Regions from separate parts of the Homo sapiens genome. Here region 2 is linked to region 1. Evidence: read pairs that join two places in POLR2A ChIA-PET (ENCODE). Cell type or tissue: B cell. All regions are shown on one strand. Links, peaks and the distances in the headings refer to the core of each region. The heading gives the core; the rest is flanking DNA.

What was found. ChIA-PET counts read pairs that join two places held together with the same protein. Peaks named below come from ENCODE experiments on the same cell type or tissue, not always from the same donor. Only the 100,000 strongest peaks of a DNase experiment are listed, where the experiment ranks them.
Region 2: POLR2A ChIA-PET joins it to region 1 with 5 read pairs; 3 of 35 experiments call an interaction of 5 or more read pairs at or near these places.

What each region holds. Positions count from the first base shown.
Region 1 is chr11:67,331,832-67,345,898 of GRCh38, forward strand. The region is part of intron 2 of LOC100130987 (a long non-coding RNA gene); the gene reads left to right. Among named protein-coding and RNA genes, the nearest start is that of POLD4, 15 kb to the right of the region's middle. In B cell, for the core only: no CTCF peak of the experiment used is centred there; no DNase peak of the experiment used is centred there.
Region 2 is chr11:67,499,003-67,506,597 of GRCh38, forward strand. It overlaps PITPNM1 (phosphatidylinositol transfer protein membrane associated 1), which reads right to left and starts at 6,361. Exons shown (of 24, transcript NM_004910.3): 1 at 6,186-6,361; 2 at 5,101-5,219; 3 at 3,502-3,716; 4 at 3,290-3,411; 5 at 2,860-3,084; 6 at 1,093-1,419; 7 at 912-1,007; 8 at 721-828. The coding sequence starts at 5,178. CDK2AP2 (cyclin dependent kinase 2 associated protein 2) reads right to left here. Exons shown (of 4, transcript NM_005851.5): 4 at 7,495-7,595. RefSeq lists enhancers at 4,070-4,819, 4,820-5,569 and silencers at 5,348-5,447, 5,528-5,647, 5,658-5,817, 6,028-6,657. In B cell, for the core only: no CTCF peak of the experiment used is centred there; a DNase peak (open chromatin) is centred at 4,559; H3K4me3 peaks cover 1,624 bases; H3K27ac peaks cover 745 bases.

The sequences.
Region 1 (14,067 bases), core at 4,739-8,738:
GAGTTCAGGAGTTTAAGACCAGCCTGAGTAACATGGTGAAACTCTATCTCTACTAAAAAAAAAAAAAAAAAAAATACAAAAAATTCACCAGCTGTGTTGGCAAATGCCTGTAGTCCCAGCAACTCAGGAGGCTGAGGTGGGAGGATCACCTGAGTCCAGGAGGTTGAGGCTATAGTGAGCTGTGATTGTGCCACTGTACTCCAGCCTGGGCAATGGGAGTGAGAACTTGTCTCAAAAAAAAAAAAAAAAAAAAAAAAGAGGAGGAGAAAAGGTACCTGCCTGAACAGGTTTTTAATGCAGAAGAAAAGAGAAAACCACAAAAGACCTTTCTTAGTAAGGAAGAGAAGTGAGCAGTAGGATTTAGGAAAGAAAAGAGACTAACTCTATTGTTTTGTGCAAATGCAGTCAGGTTTATGATGAAGGCTGCCCTTATCTATAAATCTGCTAACCCCCAAGCCGAAGGGAAAAGAAAAACACCAGCTGCCAATTTTTTGGTTGTACAACAGGAAAGCCTGGACAACGAAAACCCTTTTTCTGAATTGATTTCATTGATACTTTGTCCCTGAAGTCAGGATGTACCTTGTCAGTAAGGGGATTGCCTTTTTTTGTTGTTTTTTGAGATGGAGTCCTGCTCTGTCATCCAGGCTGGAATGCAGTAGCATGATCTCAGCTCACTGCAGCCTCCACCTCCTGGGTTAAAGCAATTCTCCTGCCTTGGCCTTCTAAGTAAGTGGGATTACAGGCACGCACCACTATGCCCAGAGAATTTTTGTATTTTTAGTAGAGACAGGGTTTCACCATGTTGGCCAGGCTGGTCTCAGACCCCTGACCTCAAGTGATCCGCCCGCCTCGGCCTCCCAAAGTGCTGGGATTACAGGCGAGAGCTACCACACCTGGCCTGGGATTGCCTTTTAAAATTCTCTTGTTATTGGACAATGCCCTTGGCATTGAACCCCATCAGTTCAATACCGAAGGTGTCAAAGTGGTCTGCTTGTCTCCAAACACATCGTCTCTAATTCAGTCTCTAGATCAAGGGGTTCGTAAGGACCTTAAAGGCTCATTACACATATACATGGTACTCTATGGAAAGGACTGTCAACTCTATGGAAGCGAACCCTGATAGAACATCGTGAAAGTCTGGAAGGATTATACCACTGAAGATGCCATCATTGTTATGGAAAAAGCCATGAAAACCATCAAGCCTGAAACAATAAATTCCTCCTGGAGAATACTGTGTCCAGATGTTATGCATGATTTCACAGGATTGATGATAAAGCCAAGCAAGGAAATCATGAAAAAGATTGTGGATATGGCAAAAAAGATGGGGTGAAGGGTTTGATATGGATCTCAGAAAAATTGAAGAGCTTAATAGACACCACCCAAGACGAATTAACAGAAGATGACTCGATAGAGATGAGTGCTTCTGAACCTGTGCCAGATGAAGAAGAAGATGTAGAAGCAGCAGTGGCAGAAAATAATTAACATTAGTCTAGAAGAAGGGTTCTGATTATTCAGGACCACTTTTGACATTTTTTATGACATGGACCCTTCTGTGATGCAGGCACTGAAACTCAATCAAACAGTGGAAGAAGGATTAATACCATATAGCAGGGGTCCCCAACCCCCAGGCCACCGGAACCAGGCCATATAGCAGGAGGTGAGCAACGGGTGAGCAAGCGAACACAAGCTTCATCTGCATCTACATCTGCTCCCCATCACTTGCATTCCCACATAAGCACCACCTCTTGTCAGATCACAGGAGAGCGAACCCCATTGTGAACTGTGCGTGTGAGGGATCTAGGTTGCCAGCTCCTTATGAGAATCTAATGCCTGGTGATCTGTCACTGTCTTCTGTCACCCCAGAAAGGACCATCTAGTTGCAAGAAAACAAGCTCAGGGCTCCTACTGATTCCACATTATGGTGAGCTGTCTAATTATTTCATTATATATTACAATGTAATAATAATAGAAATAAAGCACACAATAAATACAAAGTGCTTGAATCATCCCGAAACTACCCCCTTAACCCCATCTATGGGAAAAAAGTCTTCCATAAAACTAGTCCCTGGTGCCAAAAAGGTTGGGACTGCTGCTATATAGAAACATTTTTAGAGAAATGAAAAAGCAAAAATGTCAGACAGAAGTTACAATGTATTTCCATAAAGTTACACCAGAATGTGCCTGCCTCTCCTGCCTCCCCTTCCACCACTTTTGCCTCTGCTGCCCCTGAGACAGCAAGACCAACCATTCCTCTTCCTCAGCCTACTCAACGTGAAAGCGACGAGGATGAAGACCTTTATCACGATCCACTTCCACTTAATAGTAAATATACTTTTATGATTCCCCTGCCCTCCCCTCCCCTCCCCTTCTCTTTTTTTGAGACAAGGTTTCATTCTCACCCAGGCCAGAGTGTAGTGGTGTGATCTCAGCTCACTGCACTTCAGCCTCCTGGGCTCCCAGGCTCAAAGGATCTTCCCTCAAAACTCCATCTCCAGCTGAGCATGGTGGCTTGTGCCTGTAATCCCAGCACTTTGGGAGGCGAGGTGGGCAGATCACCTGAGGTCAGGAGTTTGAGACCAGTCTGGCCAACATGGTGAAACCCTGTCTCTACTAAAAATACAAAAATTAGCCAGGCATGGTGGTGCACACCTGTAATTCCAGCTACTTGGGAGGCTGAGGCAAGAGAATCGCTTGAATCCGGAAGGCAGAGGTTGCAGTGACCCAAGATCGTGCCACTGCACTCCAGCCTGGGCCACAGAGCAAGATTCTGTTTCAAAAAATTAATTAATTAATTAATTTTTAAAAACCCCATCTCTACAAAAAAATATGAAAAATCAGCTGGGCACAGTGGCTGTAATCCCAGCGATTTGGGAGGTTGAGGCGAGTGGATCACTTGAGGCCAGGAGTTCGAGACCACCCTTGCCAACATGGTGAAACCCTGTGTCTAGTAAAAGTACAAAAAAAGGCCAGGTGCGGTGGCTCACGCCTGTAATCTCAGCACTTTGGGAGGCCGAGGCGGGCAGCTTACTCGAGGTCAGGAGTTCAAAACCAGCCTGGCCAACATGGTGAAACCCCATCTCTACTAAATATACAAAGAAATTAGCCAGGCGTGGTGGTGGGCACCTGTAATCCCAGCGACTCGGGAGGCTGAGGCAGGAGAATTGCTTGAACCTGGGAGGTGGAGGTTGCAGTGAGCCAAGATCGCATCATTGCACTTCCGCCTGGGCAATACAGCGAGACTTCATCTCAAAAAAAAAAATTAGCTGAGCGTGGTGGCGGGCGCCTGTAGTCCTAGCTATTCGGGAGGCTGAGGGATCGCTTGAGCCTGGGAGGTGGAGGTTGCAATAAGGCAGGATCTCACCACTGCACTCCAGCCTGGGCAATAGAGCCAGACCTTGTCTCAATAAATAAATAAATAGGCCAGGTGTTGTGGCTCACACCTGTAATCCCAGCACTTTGGGAGGCTGAGGCGGGCGGATCACAAGGTCAGGAGTTTGAGACCAGCCTGAACAACATGGTGAAACCCCATCTGTACTAAAAATGCAAAAATTAGCCAGGCCTGGTGGCGCAGGCCTGTAATCCCAGCTACTTGGGAGGCTGAGGCAGGAGAATCGCTTGAACCTGGGAGGTGGAGGTTGCAGTGAGCCAAGATTGTGCCACTGCACTCCAGCCTGGGCGACAGAGTGAGACTCCATCTCTAAATAAATAAATAAATAAGTAACCAACAAATGCACAATTGTCAGAGATTTGAAAACCTTTTGGGCTGGGCGCGGTGGCTCATGCCTGTAATCCCAGCACTTTGGGAGGCCAGAGCAGGTGGATCACCTGAGGTCAGGAGTTCTAGACTAGCCTGGCCAACATGGTGAAACCCCATGTCTACGAAAAATAGAAAAATTAGCCAGGCGTGGTGGCAGGCGACTGTAATCCCAGCTACTCGGGGGGGCCGAGGCAGGAGAATCACTTGAACCCCAGAGGCAGAGGTTGCAGTGAGCCAAGATCATGCCATCGTACTCCAGCCTAGGGGACAAAAGTGAAACTCCATCTCAAAAAAAAGAAAACCTTCTTTTGGCAATTAATAGAACAACTAGACAAAAAAGCAGCTGCATATAGAAAACCTGAAAAATACCATCAACCAATTTGATATAGTTGACATTCAAGAAACTCCACCAAATAACTGCAGGTGATCCGCCCACTTCACCATCCCAAGTGCTGGGATTACATTTTTTTTCAAGCACACATAGAACATTAGCCAAGCTAGATTATATCTGGGCCATAAGATAAGTCTCAATATATTTCTAAAGATTAAAATCATTGCTTAAGGCCAGAAATTCAAGACCAACCTGGGCAACATATTAAATAGATAGACCCCATCTCCATAAAAAGTAAAAAACTTAGCTGAGCATGGTAGCACGTGCCTATAGTCCCAGCTACTTGGGAGACTGAAGTGGGAAGATTGAGCCTAAGGAGTTGGACGCTGCAGTGAGTATGATTGTGCCACTGCACTCCAGCCTGGTTAAAGAGTGAGACCCTGTCTCTATTTAAAAAAAAAAAAAAAAGGGAAAAAACCCCAGACAACCTTACAGAATACTCTCTGATCATCTGATCACAATGAAGTTAAATTAGAGACAAATAATATTAATAGTAACATATCTAGAAAGTCCCCAAATGTTTAGAAATTAAAGAATATATTTCCAAAGAATATATTTTTAGGCCAGGTATGGTGGCTCACACCTGTAATCCCAGCACTTTGGGAGGCCGAGGAGGGAGGATTGCTTGAGGCCAGGAGTTTGAGACCAGCCTGGGCAATATAGCGAGATCCTGTCGCTACAAAAAATAAAATTAGCCAGGCATGTTGACACATACCTGTAGTCCCAGCTACTCAAGAGGGTGAGGCAGGAGAATCACTTGAACCCAAGAGGCAGAGGTTGCAGTGAGCTGAGAACATGCCATTGCACTCCAGCCTGGGTGACAAGAGTGAAACTCTGTCTCAAAAAAAAAAAAAAAGTATTTCTGTATAACTAATGAATCAAAGAAGAAAACACAAATGAGAAAATATTTCAAACTGTAGCATATGAAGGCACAGAATATCAAAATATGTGTGGTGCAGCTAAAGAAGTACTTAAAGGAAAGTGGATAACTTAAAGTACCTACATGAGAAAAGAGAAAGGTTTAAATTTGGGGGGGCAGTGGTCAGAGGGACAGAGTGGGACACTGGAGTGCAGTGGTGGGATCTCGGTTCACTGCAACCTCTGCCTCCCAGGTTCAAGCGATTCTCATGCCCCAAACTCCTGGCTTCAAGTGATCCACCCACCTTGGCTTCCCAAAGTGCTGGGATTACAGGCATGAGCCACCGTGCCCAGTGGAAAGGTTTAAATTAATAATTCTATGTTTCTACCTTAAGAAGCTATAAGAAGTTTGGCAGTTTCTCCAAAAGTTAAATAGAATTACCATATGACCCAGCAGTTCTACTCCCTGGTATATACGCAGGAGAATCAAAAACATGTTCATAGAAAAATGTGTACACAAATGTTCATAACAGTGTTAGCCAAAATGTGGAAGCAATCCAACTGTCCATTCACGAATGAATAAACAAAATGTGGTATATCCCTATAATGGAATATTATTCAGCCATGAAAAGGAATGAAGTGGTTATATGCTACAAGATGGATAAACCTTGAAAACCTTATGCTAAGTGAAGAAAAGCAGACACAAAATGATTCCATTTATATGAAATTTTCAGGGCTGGGTATGGTAGCTCATGCCTGTAATCCCAGCACTTTGGGAGATTGAAGTGGGAGGATTGCTTGAGCCCAGGAGATCAGCGTGGGCAACATAATGAGATCCTCTCTACAAAAAATAAAAAATTAGCCAGGCGTGGTGACATACACCTGTAATCTTGAGGCATGAGAACCCTTGAGCCAGGAGGCCAAGACTGCAGTAAGCACTACTACACTCCAGCTTGGGCAACAAAGTGAGACCCTGCCTCAAAAAAAATTGTAAAAAATTAATTATAAAAATGAAAATTTTAGAATAGACAGATCCATATAGACAGAAAGCAGATTAGTGGTTGCCAGGGAGGAATTGGAACTGACTGCCATTAAGCACAGGTTTCTTTCTGGGTTGATGAAGATGTTACAGAATTAGATATGGTAATGGTTGCACAACATAGTGAATATACTAAAAATCACTGAATTTTACACTTTAAAATTGTGAATTTTAGAGGCTGGGCATGTTGGCTCATGCCTATAGTCCCAGCGTTTTGGGAAGCCGAGGCGGGTAGATGGCTTGAGTTCAGGAGTTCGAGACCAGCTTAGGCAACATAGCAAAATCCCATCTCCACAAAAAATACAAAAATTAGCCTGGCGTGGTGGTGCGTGCCTGTAGTCCCAGCTGCTTGGGAGGCTGAGGCTGGAGAATTGCTTGAGCCTGGGAGGTCAAGGCTGCAGTGAGCCGCAATCCTGCCACTGCTCTCCAGCTCAGGAGACAGAGCAAGACCCTGTCTCAAAAAATAAATTAATTTTAAAAATGGTGAATTTTATATTATGTGGATTATAGTGCAAAAAAAAAAAAAAGAAGAAGAAAAGAAAAGAAACAGCACAGTGCTGTGCACCTGTAGTCCCAGCTACTCATGGGGCTGAGGTGGAAAGATTGAGCATAGGAGTTCGAGACCAGCCTTGGTGACATAGACCCTGTCAAAAAAAGAAGAAAATATTTTATTTTATTTTATTTTTTGAGACGGAGTTTCACTCTTGTTGCCCAGGCTGGTGTGCGATGGTACGATCTTGGCTCACCGCAAACTCTGCCTCCCGGGTTCAAGTGATTCTCCTGCCTCAGCCTCCCAAATAGCTGGGATTACAGGCATGTGCCACCACACCCAGCTAATTTTGTATTTTTAGTAGAGACGGGGTTTCTCCATGTTGGTCAGGCTGGTCTCGAACTCCTGACCTCAAGTGATCCGCCCGCCTCGGCCTCTCAAAGTGCTGGGATTACAGGGTAAGCCATGGCATCCGGCCTAAGAAGAAGAAAATAAAATAAGCTAGAAAAAGAACAAGTTAAGTCCAAAGGAAGGAAATAATGATGAGCAGAAGTTAATGAAATAGAAAACACACAGAGGTTGGGAGCAGTGGCTTATGCCTGTAATTCCAGCACTCTGGGAGGCTAAGGCAAGAGGATCGCCTGAGCCCAGGAGTTCAAGACTAGCCTGGCATAGTGAGACCCCATCTCTACAAAAAGTAAATTTAAAAAATTAGCTCAGTGTGGTGGGGCATGCCTGTAGTCACAGCTACTTGGGAGGCTGAGGTGGGAGGAACCCTTGAGCCTGGGAGATAGAGGCTGCAGTGAGCCATGATTGCACCACTGCAGTCCAGCTTGGATGACAGAATAACACCCTGTCAAAAAAAAAAAAAAGAAAATACATAAATACACACACACACACACACACACACACACACACACACACACACACCAGAGAAAAATAGCAAAGCGAAAAGTTGATTCTTTGAAAAAATAATAAAATTGATAAAACCGTATCAAGACTGATTAAAAAAAAATACAGGCTGAGCATGGTGGCTCACACCTGTATTCCCAACACTTTGGGAGGCCAAGGCCGGTGGATTACTTGAGGCCAGGAATTCAAGACTAGCCTGACCAACATGGTGAAACCCCTTCTCTACTAAAAGTACAAAAAATTAGCCAGGCGTGGTGGTGCACACCTGTAATCCCAGCTACTTGGGAGGCTGAGGCATGAGAATCACTTGAACCTGGGAGGTGGAGCCTGCAGTGAGCCGAGATCATGCCACTGTACTCCAGGGCAACAGAGCAAGATCTTGTCTCAAAAAAAAAAAATTACCAATTATTAGTAATGAAAGAGTAGATATCAGTTTAGATTGTTATGTATTAAGATGATAAAAAGGAGTATTTATTGTGAACAACTTTATGGAAATAAATTTGACAACTTGAATGAAATAACCCCTTTTAAAAATGTTTTATTTATTATTTATTTTTGAGACAGGGTCTTACTCTCTTGCCCAAACTGGAGTGCAGTGGCAATCATGGCTCACTCCACCTCTGGGGCTCAGGTGATTCTCCCACTCCAGCCTCAGAAGTAGCTGGGACTACAGGTGGGTGCCACCATGCCTGGCTAATTTTTCGTACTTCTTTGTAAAGATGGGGTTTCGCCATGTTTCTTAGGTTGGCCTCGAACTCCTGAGCTCAAGCAATTCACTTGCCTTGGCCTCCCAAACTGCTGGGAGTACAGGCGTGAACCACTGTGCCTGGCCAGAATCTTTTAAAAACCACTAGAATGAAGTGGATTTACCAAGGTAACAGGATACAAAGTGAATATACAAAAACCATTTCTATTTCTATGTTCTAGCAACAAACAATGGGAAAATGAAAATTTTTTTAAAATCCACTTTTAATAGAATAAAAACCTTGTTAGGAATAAATTTAGCCAAAGATAAGCAAGACCTCTACACTTAAAACTAGGCTGGGTACCATGGCATATGACTATAGTCCCAGCACTTTGGGAGGCTGAGGCAGGAGGATCGCTTGAATCCAGGAGTTCCAGACCACAGACCAGCCTGGGTGACATAGTGAGACCCTGTCTCTGCAAACAAAAGGAAACAAAAAAACACCAGTTTTTAAAAACTAACTAACTCTATATGATTTCAAGCTTTATTGTGAAGCTACACAAATCAAGACAGTGTGATGTTGAGATAAACACATCAATGCGAAAGAGAGTTTAGCAGTAGTCCCACACTTACATGGCCAAATTATTATCATTATTTTTTTTTTATTGAGACGGAGTCTTGCTCTGTCGCCCAGGCTGGAGTGCAGTGGCACAATCTCGGCTCACTGCAAGCTCCGCCTCCTGGGTTCACGCCATTCTCCTGCCTCAGCCTCCCAAGCAGCTGGGACTACAGGCATCCGCCACCACGTCCGGCTAATTTTTTTTGTATTTTTAGTACAGACAGGGTTTCACGGTGTTAGCCAGGATGGTCTCAATCTCCTGACCTCGTGATCCACCCTCCTCAGCCTCCCAAAGTGCTGGGATTACAGGCATGAGCCACTGCACCTGGCCATGGCCAAATTATTTTTGATGACAGTGCCAACGTAATTAAGTGGGTAAAAGGTCTTTGAGCAAATGGGGCTGGAACTGTATATCCACCAAAAGTTAGTTTCTTGAAATAAGTTAATAAAATTGAGGCTGGGCGCAGTGGCTCACACTTGTAATCCCAGCACTTTGGGAGGCCGAGGATGGTGGATCACAAGGTCAGGATTTCAAGACCAGCCTGGCCAACATGGTGAAACCCTGTCTCTACTAAAAATACAAAAATTAGCTGGGCATGGTGGCGGGCACCTGTAATCCTGGCTACTCAGAAGGATGAGGCAGAGAATTGCTTGAACCCAGGAGGCAGAGGTTGCAGTGAGCCACGATTGCGCTACTGCACTCCAGCCTGGGCAACAGAGCAAGACTCTGTCTCCAAAAATAAAATAAAATAAAATAAAATAAAATAAAATAAAATGAAATTGTTAAGTCCCTAGTAAGACTAAGAAAATAGAGAAAATATAAATCCCCAATTATCAGGAATGAAACAGTGAAATTAAAAATAGATCCTAAACCTAAATGTAAAAGCTAAAACAATGAAATATCTAGAAAAAAATAGAAAATATTTGTTACTTTGGGGTAGGTAAACATTTCTTAGGACATAAAAAGCAGTAACAAAAAAAATGATAAATTGGATTTCATCAAAATTTAAAACTTTGGGCCGGGTGTGGTGACTGATGCCTGTAATCCTAGCACTTTGGGAGGCCGACACAGGTGGATTATGCGAGGTCAGGAGTTTGAGACCAGCCTGGCCAACATGGTGAAATCCTGTCTCTACTAAAAATACAAAAATTAGCTGGGCATGGTGGCACATGCCTGTAATCCCAGCTACGTGGGAGGCTGAGGTAGGAGAATCGCCTAAACCCAGGAGGCGGAGGTTCCAGGTGAGCCAAGATCACGCCATTGCACTCCAGCCTAGGCAACAAGAGCAAAACTCCATCACACACACAGACACACACGCACACACACACACATTTTAAAACTTTCGTTCTTCTAAAGATACTATTATGAAAAAAATTCTGGCCGGGTGCAGTGGCTCACGCCTATGATCCCAGCACGTTGGGAGGCCGAGGAAGGCAGGTGGATTGCTTGAGGTCAAGAATTTTGAGACCAGCCTGGCCAACGTGGTGAAACCCCATCTCTACTAAAAATACAAAAATTAGCCAGGTGTGGTGGCACGCGCCTGAAATCCCAGCTACTCGGGAGGCTGAGGCAGGAGAATCCCTTGAACCTGGGAGGCAGAGGTTGCAGTGATCCAAGATCGCCCCACTGCACTCCAGCTAGGGTGACAAAGCGAGACTCTGTCTCAAAAAAAAAAAAAATTCCAAAAATTTTATCTGGAACCACTAAAGACCCCAAATAGCCAAAGCAATCCTAAGCAAAAATAACAAAGCTGGAGGCATCATACTACCTGAGTTCAAAATATACTACAAAGCTATAGTAACCAAAACAGCATGGTACAGTCATAAAAACATACACATAGACCAGTGGAACAGTATAGATAACCCAGAAATAAATTCACACAACTGATTTTCAGTAAAGGTGCCAAGAATATACATTGGGGAAAAGATGGTCTCTTCAATAAGTGGTGCTGGGAAAACTGGATATCCACATTCAGAAGAATGACAAAAATTAACTCAAAATGGATTAAAGACTTAAATATAAGACCTCAAACTATAAAACTACTAGAAGAAAACACAGGAGAAATGCTTCCTGACATTGACCTAGGCAAGGATTTTTGAGATAGGACCTCAAAAGCACAGGCAACCAAAGCAAAAGTAGACCAATGGGATTACATCAAACAAAAAGCTTCTGCACAGCAAAGAAAACAATAGAGCATGGCCAGACACAGCAGCTCACACCTCCAGTACCAGCTACTCTGGAGGCTGAGGTGGGAGGATTGCTTAAGCCCAAAAGTTTGAGGCTGCAGTAAACTTTGATTGTGCCATTGCACTCCAGCCTGGGTGACAGAGCAATACTCCATCTCAAAAAAATAAAATGGTAGAACCACTTCGGAAAACAGACTGGCAGTTTACTCTAAAGTCAAATATATATATATGATATATAATGTAGCAATATGATTCTTTGGCATATAGCCAAGAAAAAATGAAAACCTGCCCACACAAAGACTTGTACATGAATGTTTATAACAGCTCCATCCATCAGAGTCTAAAACTGGAAACAACCCAAATGTTCATCAGCTGATAAATGGGATAAATACATTTTAGTATATTCACACAATGGATTTTTTTTTTTTTTTTTTTTTTTGAGACGGAGTCTTGCTCTGTCATCCAGGCTAGAGTGTGGTGGCACGATCTCGGCTCACTGCAACCTCTGCCTCAAAGGTTCAAGCAATTTTCCTGCCTCAGCCTCCTGAGTAGCTGGAATTACAAGCGCGCGTCACCACACCTGGTTAATTTTTTTTGTATTTTTAGTAGAGACGGGGTTTCCCCATGGTGGTCAGGCTGGTCTTGAACTCCTGACCTCATGATCTGCCCGCCTTGGCTTCCCAAAGTGCTGGGATTACAGGTGTGAGCCACTGTGCCCGGCCAATACACAATGGAATATTATTCAGCAACAAAAGTGAATGAACTTGGCCAGGCATGGTGGCTCATGCCAGTAATCCCAGCACTTTGGGAGGCTGAGGCAGGAAGATTGCTTGAGTCCAGGAGTTCAAGACCATCCTGGGCAACATAACGAGAATTAATTAATTTTTTTTTTTTCCACATAGAGATGGTGTTTCACTCTGTTGCCCCAGACTGGTCTCAAATTCTCTTGAGCTTAAGCAATCCTCCTGCCTTGGCCTCCCAACATGCTGGGATTATAGGCATGAGCCACTGCACTTGGCCCTTATTTTTTTTTGGAGACAGAGTCTTGCTCTGTCACCTAGGCTGGAGTACAGTGGTACAGTCACACCTCATTACAGCCTCAACCTACCAGGCTCAAGGGGTCCTCCCCAACGTCAGCCTCCCGAGTAGCTGGAACCACAGGTGCAAGCCGCCACAGTGGGCTAATTTTTAACAGTTTTTGTAGAGACAAGATTTTGCTATGTTACCTGGGCTGGACTTGAACCCTTGGCCTCAAGCAACCTCCCACCTTGGCCCCCCAAATATTTGGGATTACAGGTGTGAACCACCGCACCTGGCCCAGTCTCTTATGGATGACAGACTTTTAGGCTATTTATGTTCTTTGCTATTACAAAGAGTTTTATAATAAATAACCTTACATATGTTATTTTACATATACCAACGTATCTGTAGGATAAATTTCTAGATATAGACTGAAAAGGATAGGTGCATTTATAATTTTGATATATAATGCCAAATTAGTGTCCTTGGAGTTGTACAAGTGTATACTCCAGCATTGCAGAACTAGAATAGTCAGATCCTGGCCAGCCATTCTCCCGAGAGCATGTGGAGAGGTGGGCTGGATGGCTCACTGCAATGATGACTGTCTCTACTCTGCACCTCAGAGGACCTCAGCTAAGCACTCCATGGCCAGCCCACTGGAGGCACAGGCTTCAAAACAGGAAACGAAAAGGGCCTGCTTCTGCAGTTGACAGCTTTGATGCCTTCCTCACTGAGAAGGCCTTAGGAGAAGATGGCTCCTGCCATCAAGGCCACACAACTCCTATGGAGAAGTGACTTAGAGCCCAAAGAGTTGCATTTACAACTCTCACACAAATGATTCTCACGGGCTAGACAGGATCAAAAAGTACGTGTGAGTAGGCTGGGCACAGTGGCTCACACCTGTAATCCCAGCACTTTGGGAGGCCGACGTGGGCAGATCACCTGAGGTCAGGAGTTCGAGCCCAGTCTGGTCAACATGGTGATACCCCGTCTCTACTAAAAATATAAAATTAGCTGGGCATGGTGGTGCCTGCCTGTAATCCCAGCTACTCGGGAGGCTGAGGCAAGAGAATCCCTTGAACCTGGGAGGCAGAGGTTGCTGTGAGCCAAGATTATGCCACTGCACTCCAGCCTGGGGGATAGAGCAAGAGTTTGTTTCAAAAAAAAAAGTAGATGTGAGTGAAGTGGGACGATTTGGTCAGCTTTTTTTTTTTTTTTTTTTTTTTTTTTACACAGGGTCTTGCTGTGTTGCTCAGGCTGGAGTGCTGTAGTGGGAATATGGCTCACTGCATTTCAACTTCATGGGCTCAAGTGATCCTCCTGCCTCAGCCCCACTATCTGGGGCCACAGGCGTGTGCCACACCGAGCTAATTTTTAGTTTTTTTTTGTTTTTTGTAGAGACAGGATACCCCTTTGTTGCCCAGGCTGGTCTCAAACTCCTGGGCTCAAGTGATCCTCTTTCCTCAGCCTCCCAAAGTGCTAGGATTACAGGGGTAAGCCACTATGACCAACCTCAGCCAGCTTTGAGCGCTTACTATGTAGCCAACCTTGTGTTAGGTATACACCAGCAGAGATAAAATATTCTCTAGCACTGAAAACAATGAAGCGTATTGTTGTGGCAATGTGACATGCTGTAATAAAACAGAAACAGGTTACCGTGGGAAGCAGAGGGGAAATCCTTAACTCTCTTCAGGGAAGGCTGCACAGAGTGAAAAACATCCTGCAGTCAAGGGCAGGGCCTGCAGGCATAGGAACCATTGGCGCCTCTAGGTGAGGTGAAGGGGCATCCACGAGGTCAGGATGGAGGCTCACATCCCAGAGGGAGCTCCTAGGAGATGCCTTTTCCTTCAAGAGACAAAGGACCAAAGTTGGGCTTAAGAAGGACTCAGATCTCAGATGCCAACACATGGTCTACCATCACTTGTTCACCTGGAGGGCACCCCTACTCGTCCTTACATACTCAGCTGAAGGTTGTCATAGGCCAGGCCCATGCCTGTCTTGCAGCATTGTTTGAAGTATACTTGCGCGTCTGTTTTCTGTCTCCCTACTACAGTGAGCTCTTGGGGCTTAGGGCCTGGGGTTCTAATCATTTGCATCTGCCATGACTAG
Region 2 (7,595 bases), core at 2,286-6,285, 160 kb after region 1:
TGCAGGGCAACGAAGCCAGTGAGAGGGACGGAGAGGACCACTGGGATCCCCTCATCTGGCACTTCAGGCACCCCAGTTCTGGCATCTGCCTGAGGCCCCCAGTCCCTACCTTCCTCCAAACTTCTCCTCCCACCAACTCTCCCAGGTCAGTTTGTATTTCCAGGCCTTTGCTCCTACTGGTCTTATTGCAGTCAGGGCTGCCTCTCCACACAATGCCTGTTTGCCTGGCAAACTTCTCTAACCCTGCCCTGTCCAATGTGGTGGCCATTAGCTACAAGTGGCCATTTAAATTTAAATGAATTAAAATATAATACATAAAAACCTCAGTTCCTCAGTCACACTAACCCCATTTTCAGTGCCTGGGAGCCAGTGTGGCTGGTGGTTATTGCCTTGGGCAGCATGGACCTAGAAGTTCTGCTGGACAGTGCTGGCCCAAGTCCTCCAAAGCCAGCATAGACATCACCTCTCAAGTGAAGCATTCAGGGAGTCCAAATTAATTCCTTCATTCTTAGTGCTATGTCTGAATCATGACTACATTCTAATCATCCATCCATCCACCCATCCATCCATCCATCCATCCATCCATCCATCCACCATTCATTATTCGTCTATGTATTTAATGAGCACCTCTTCAGATTGCCTCTCATCTTAAGATGCCATTAAACTCATGACCTGCTGTACACGGGTGCTGGGGGCCGGTGTCCTAGGCGGTATCTTTACCTGGCGTTCCCTCTGCCTCCACTGGGGAGGCAAAGGCATCAATGAAGTCATTGGAGTTCCACTTGGTCATCTCCTTGGGGAAGACCTCCTCACTGTCCGAGAAGCCTTCTGAGGGGACAGGGGGCTGTGTCATGGGGTGGGAGGAGCTGCTCGGGGACATCCCCACTCCCAAAAAGGGCCTCAGTGCTGACCGTGGGCATCAAAGAACTCTTCCTCGGAGCTGTTCTCAGAGTCTCGGGCAATGTTCTGCATGCGCCACTCAGACAAGCTCTGGGGAGACACAGCCCCTGCCGGGCCAGCTCAGCCTCAGCCTCAGCCCAGGAGCCCAGCCTGGGGAGGGCCGTTCCTCCCATCCCTGTGCCCCAGCCTCACCTCCATGTTGGGATGAGTAGGAGGAACGGGAGGATGAGGACCACTGCTTCCCAAAGCTGGCATCGGGGGAGGCATCTGGGCCTGGGGGGGCCTCAGGCCCATCGGGGGTGCCAGTGTTGCTGGCCGCAGACCGGGCCTCGGTGCTCGGTTTCCCGGGGGGCTGGGCCTCGGACCCCTCACTGCCTGTGTTGCACTTGGCCATGCGCTGGGCCAGCATGCGAGCAGTCTCCTCTTCCAGTGCCCGGATGTCAGCCATGCTCAGCTCTGTCCACTCATCCTGCCAGCACCAGGCCTGGCGGTGGGCCCGCAGCATCACCCGACGCAGACCTGCAGGTGCCCAGGCGTCAGAACTGCCCCCTCCCCCTGCTTCCCTGCCACCGCAGCTACATGCCCAGCCTTGAGGTTGGATAATGGCTCCCCTGGGGACACCACCCACCCAGAGCCACAAAGTAGGGCAGGGCCAGTGCAGTCCAGGAATGGGAGTGGAAAGTGGGGCATTTGTCTTCCTGCCTGACTCCCCCCCGCCCACTGCCTTTCCTGTCTCTCTGCACACCCTAACTCTCAGCACTGTCCCCACCCCATCACTCCAGAAGCAGGGACCAATGCTTGTTCTTGCTTTTGGCTGGCTTCCTGCTGACTTCTGAGGAATTAACAGTTAATTAAGGGTTTAACAGTTAATGAAATTGTTGATGGTTAATGAAGGTGTTAACAGTTAATGGAAGTGTTGGCACTCAATGAAGGTTGTAGCGAAAGATGATACCCATTCTGGGATATTTTTATCTTAAGCAGAAGAAAAAGTTAGAAACTCTTAAATGTCTAGGAAATAAAGTAATGATGGTTGAATGATAATTATAAACTTCTGCGAGGAGATATATTGGAATCTTAGTAGTGGCTATATTTTTCTTATTTGTGCTTTTTGGCATTTTTCCAAATGCAAGACAAGGCGTCCTCATTATTCTCTAAGCTGAATTTCCTCACCTGTAAAATGGGAATAATCATCGTCATTACCTGGTGGGGTGTTGTGGGTGTTAAGGGAGATCTTGCACAAAAAGTAATTAGCCATGGGTCTGTGTGTCGCAATCACTGTCAGTATTAGCTCTTCATATCTGACTCAACCTCTTCCTCATTTACTGAAGAGAAATTTAAAGTGCAGAGATGGCCAGTGCCTTGCTGGAGGTACCATGGGGTGGGGGTCAGTAGTGGGACAGAAGCCAGGCCGCTGGTCTCTCCAACTAGGGACCATCCCTCTGTGTGCAGATGACCTGGGCACTGAGGCAGGGCTGAATTGTAGGCGTGGTGGGGTCAGGTTGAGGGGAGGTGTGGGACTGGGGCTCCTGAACACCAGGGCCAAAGGCTGGAACACTAGAAACTGGGAGTGGAGGTGGGGAATCCCAGAGAGAATGACATCAGAGTCACAGCCTCAGCCTGCACTCCTTAGCATGCTGCCAGTTAGAGCCGGTGACCTTCCTGAGTGTCTCTAAGTCTCATCTAACTCATAGGATGATGGAGAATCTTAGAATCTTAATGGAAGCAGCAGCATTTCTGAATGTCAGAGCCAGTATGGACCTTGTAGATCATGTTACCAGCTTCCTGCTCTGTGGATGCCTGGCTAGGCTGTGCGGCCGCTTCTGCCCTAGTGCTCCCCACCTCAAATGGAAACGATGGCTTTCTGCTTCTGTGTCCCCAGTGGATGGGAGCATCCCTGGCCCTAAACATGGGGTCTGGGGCATGCTGGGTAAGTGGGACCTCCCGCAGCTGGGTGCTCACCTACATCATGGATGAACTGCTCGATCTTGGCTTGCATGCCCCAGTAGCGGAACTCAACCTTGCACAGCTTATAGGCACACATAAGGGGCCCCGTCTGTGCCGCCGTCCGTGCCCAGTCATCAGACAGTGGCCCTCGGCCCGTCTTGACCGAGTGATAAAGCCGGGGGTCCTCTTCTGCTTTGTACTCGCCTGGGGCCACTGCATCCCGCACGATGTCGATGGTGTCTGAGGGAGTTCGGCAAGCATTGAGCAGCGCCAGCCCCTTTGAGCCCCCGCTCCTGGCACCCTCTTGGGACTGGATGACAGTTCCCGTCCTTTTGCAGACAGGACATGAGGCCTGGAGAGGGCTGGGACTTCTCAGAGGCTGCCCACTGAGGCAGCCAGGAGCCTGAGAGGGGCGCCAGGGTCCCCCCATAGCTCCAGGCCTCACCCAGGATGCGCTGTCTCCTCTCGGCCCCGCTCAGGTTGAAGACGTTTGGCTGCTGCCCCCCATCAGGCAGGTAATAGGTCTCAATTTCAATGGAGAATTTCTCCACGAAAGGGCAGGTGTACCTGGGCAGAAGGCACGGGTGAGGCTCACTGCTGTACCCACCAGGGCCGCTCCCCTCCTGGCCTCGGACCATGCCCAGCTCACCCACTCACCGGGTTCGGGTGTAGGGGTAGGCATTCCAGGATTCCTCTTCTACCTGCAGGGCAGCCTTGGGCAGCAGTGCCCGGAACCAGCCTGGGATGTGGGAGCCCACGTGGTACACCTTGTGTGTGTATTGCCCGCTGCCCCCGGGCCCATCCGTGTAGGGCCGGTTGGCCAGGATCTCCACGCCGCTGCCCTCACCACTAGACTCCTCCCGGCTCTTTTTCTGTGGCCCAAGGGAGAGCAGGACAGGGAGCTCAGCCCCAGCTTAGCATCTGGGATCCCCAGCTCAGCCTGGTGTTCTACACAGCTCTGGGGCCCTGGTCCCAGCCTTTTCAACTCCCTGAAACCAGACCCCGCCCCACCAAAGCTCCCTGGGATCAGAATCACAGATGCAGCCCAGCCCCGCATGGGGTCTGCAACCCAGCACTCAGTTGAGTCATTCAAGTATTCATTGAGTGTCTGCTCCACTCCAGGCAGTGTTTGGGATTATATCAATTGAGATATATTGATGAATAGAACAAAGATCCCTGCCCTCGTGGAACTTACATTCTAGTGGAAGGAGACAGACAAAAGGAAAAAGCAAATTATGTGGTGTGTTAGAAGGCGCTAGGTGCTATAGGAAAAGAAAGCCTAGAGTAGGGTATAGGTGATGAGGGTTGGGGGCTGCAGTTTTGATCTGATAGTCAGGGAAGGCCTTGCTAATAACACAATGTGACCATGGCTTGAACATGACTTTAAGGAGGTGAGGTAGGAGGAGGTGCTCAAGGCCGGGGGAAGCCAGTGCAGCCCCAAGGTGGGAGCATACTGGATGTGCTGGCAGGTGGCAAGGAGGCCGGGGTGGCTGGCAAGGAAGAAGGGACTAGGAGAGGAAAAGGGGCCTCCAGCTCTCAGAGGCCCTGACCCTGGCCCCCTCCCTCTCTGGGAGGCCCTGGCCGCCTCCCAATCCCAGCTCCGCCACACCCCTCAGAGCTTGAGAGCCCCCAGATCCTGCCTTCTATTGCTCCGGGGCTCAGATGGCCCTTTCAAGCCCGAGGCGGGGTCCGGGCCCTCTTGCTTTATGAGATTCTGGTCCTGCTGTGCTGGGGACAGATCTGGAGCAGACTCCCCCAGGCCCCGCACCAACCCGGCCACTGCTGAGGGCCTGCCCTGGCCCACTCTTCTCACTGCCCTACACCAGAGCCTCCTCGCCCTCCCATCCTTGCTGCCCTGTCCCTGCTCCAGGTTTGACACCTGGTCCTCACCACATCTCCCTGACCTCCAGGGATGGCCAGGACCCTCCACTTCTCCAGACCCCCTCCCGCCTTCCTCTGCCGCGGAGGCCCCCCTCCTCATTCTTGCCGCCTCCTGGGCGCTTTTTCCTTCCCCGATGGGATTACAGATCCTGAGGAGGATTACAGGAGATCAGAGGAGGGCTGGGCACTTAGCGGATGGGAAGCACCACTCGGCCCTCCTGCCCCTCTTCCCACAGTCCTTCCCCATTCCCACATCTGAAGGGGGGCCTCTCTTGCCTCCTCCGGGCTCCCAGCCGGTCCCAGCCCCGGGGCAGGGCTGGCGGGGTCGGCAGGGCTCCACCCCTTGCCCGGGTGCCCTCTCCCCGCCGCCCTCACCTGGATCATGTAGAGCTGGGCCACCTGGTACTCGTCCAGGCTCATGGGCAGCAGAATGTGGTATTCCTTGATGAGCATCCTGAAGGCGCTCGGCGGGCCGCGCGCGGCCTCCGCTCCTCCTGGCGCAGGGCACGGCGCGACAGTCAGTGCGGGGAGGCTGCGCGCGGCCCCGAGCCCTGCGCGCCGGCCGAGGGACTCAGGCCACGGGACCCCATGTCCGGGCCCGCCACGAGGGAGGCAGAGGCGAGCCTAGCACCGCCGCCCGCGCCGCCGGGGCCGGGAGCCGCAGCGAGGCTGAGCGCTGACCTCTTTTCCGCGCAGCCCCCGCCCCCCGCCCGCCCGTCGCCATGGCAACCGCGCGCTGACGCGGGCCCCCCGGAGCGCCAGGCTCCGGCCGGCGGGCGGGAGGGCCACCTCACCTCTCCCGCTGCGACCGCGTCCTAACCCCGGGAAACGGCATCCCTCTGGGCGCGCCCCCGAAGCCCCGGGGCCCCTCCTTCCGGGCCCGCCTTCCGCGACCGGCCCCTCGGGGACCCGCCCCTTGCATCCCCTTCCCGGAGTCGGCGGGGTCCCAAGTCCCCCACTCTCGGACGTCCACCTAGAGCTTTGTTCCCCGAGTGTCTCTGCGCGGAGTGGCCCAGTGCGCCCAGCATCTCTGCCAGGGTTCCCCACGCCCTGCACCCGAACCTACCTTCCGGGACCGGTAATCTCCTCCGCCCTCCAGATCTGCCTTCTTGGGCAGCCGGGTCCTCGACCTCCCCCTCCCAGCATCCTTCCTGGACCCCTGGCCCTCGCCGGCTCTCCACGCGCCTAGGCAGCCACTCCGTCCTCTTCCCAGGGGGTGAGCCCTCCTCAGGCTGAGGCCAGAGTGGCTCCACTTGGTATCCCACGGGCCATGGCCCTGGAGACCCGCTCCGTCCACCTGCGCCCCAGACTGGCACCGAGGTTCCGCTGCAGGCACCCCTCCATCCCCCACTCGCACCCCGCGAGCAAGCGAGAGGCCCCGTTGTCCCCACTTCCCTCTGCTCGCCGGCGTCCCGGTCCCCTGCCGCGCTCTTGGCCCGCCTGCCGACGCCCCGGCTCACCTCTAGCTTGAGGCGGGCGCCCCTCACCCAGCCCGGGCAGGGCCGGCCGGCCCGTGGGTCGGAGCCCGGAGCGCCCCCAGCCCCGGCCTCGGGTTCCAGCGGTGGCCGGACCCTCCCGAGGCGCAGTGCCGGCCCATGGCCCCGACCTTCCTCTCGATCCGCCCGCCGGCGCCCCTGCAGTCCCTCCCCGACGCCCGCCGCGTCACTGCGGCCGCCCCGCCCCCTTCCTGGGCCCGGCTGGCCCTCCCCACCCCGGCGGGGTCCGGGCAGCCCCGCCTGCAGCGGAGGAGGCAGGGAGGGAGGCCCCTGCCTTCCTTCCCCCGGGCAGTGGGAAAAAGGCCATTGCCTAAATTCTGGCTCTTCCTAGTCCCTCTGTGCTGATTGGGGTCCCCAAAGACTCTTAGTTCCTATCTCCACCCTAGCCCAGCCCTCCTGTGTGCAGTCACAGGGTGGTTTGATATGGGGGGTCCCAGGCCCACTCTCCTCTTCTCACTCTCTGCAGTCCTTAGATTTGGGACCCAGGGTTGAGGAAATGCCTCCCCACCAGTCTAGCCAGAAGCTGGTGGCTCTGACATGCCTCCACCTAGGGCTGGGCTCGGCTCCAGGGCCCCAGGCCTCTATGGTCACCCAGCTACACGCCCAGGCAGAAACGGGCTGTCACTGTGAGTGGCTGGGCTAGCCCCTGCATGGTGCCACAAAGCCTCCCCCACCTCTGCCTTCCGGGTCCACAAGTCCGGTCACCCAGCCACCCGGAGTCTGGGCAAAGGCCTCACGAGGCACCCCAAGGCTGGGTTCATGGGATCCCACCCAGCCTGCTACAAGGTGCTGGGGCAGTGACGGCAGCACCCCGCCAGCCCCTCCCCTTGACACTGAGGCCAAGTGCTGGAAGCAGCAGTGCCCTTTCTCTCTGAGAAGTCAGAGACCTTCAGGGCTGATTCAGAGGCTGGGGTGTTGTCAGGGCATTAGGGCGTGTGAGGGAGTGGCTTACGTGAACTGGCATTTCCATGCTGCCAGGCATCACCGCCAATCCAGAGGAAGCGCCCTCCAGGCCCAGGCTGCCCACAGCGCCAAGGGCTGTGGAAGCAGCCAGGCCCTGTGCTGCCCCCTGGTGGCACCACAGGAAGGCCCAGGGCTCTCAGCGCCACGGCTGGGGCGGAGAGGGCCCAGGTCCCACCAAAGGCTGATGGCCTACAGAGGCAAGTCAAACCTCATTTAATCACACCCTCCCCATCCATAGTCTCCTCTTCCCCTGTCTCTGCCTGGCCCACCCAGGCTTAGCTGAAGAACCAGACCCAGAAAGGCTCAGAGCTGAGAGCACAACTCCAAATCATCTTTTATTAATATAAAAAGGGCATATTTAGCAAAAGACACACAGATAAAAGAGTCACTATGGCTCAGGACACAAGGCAG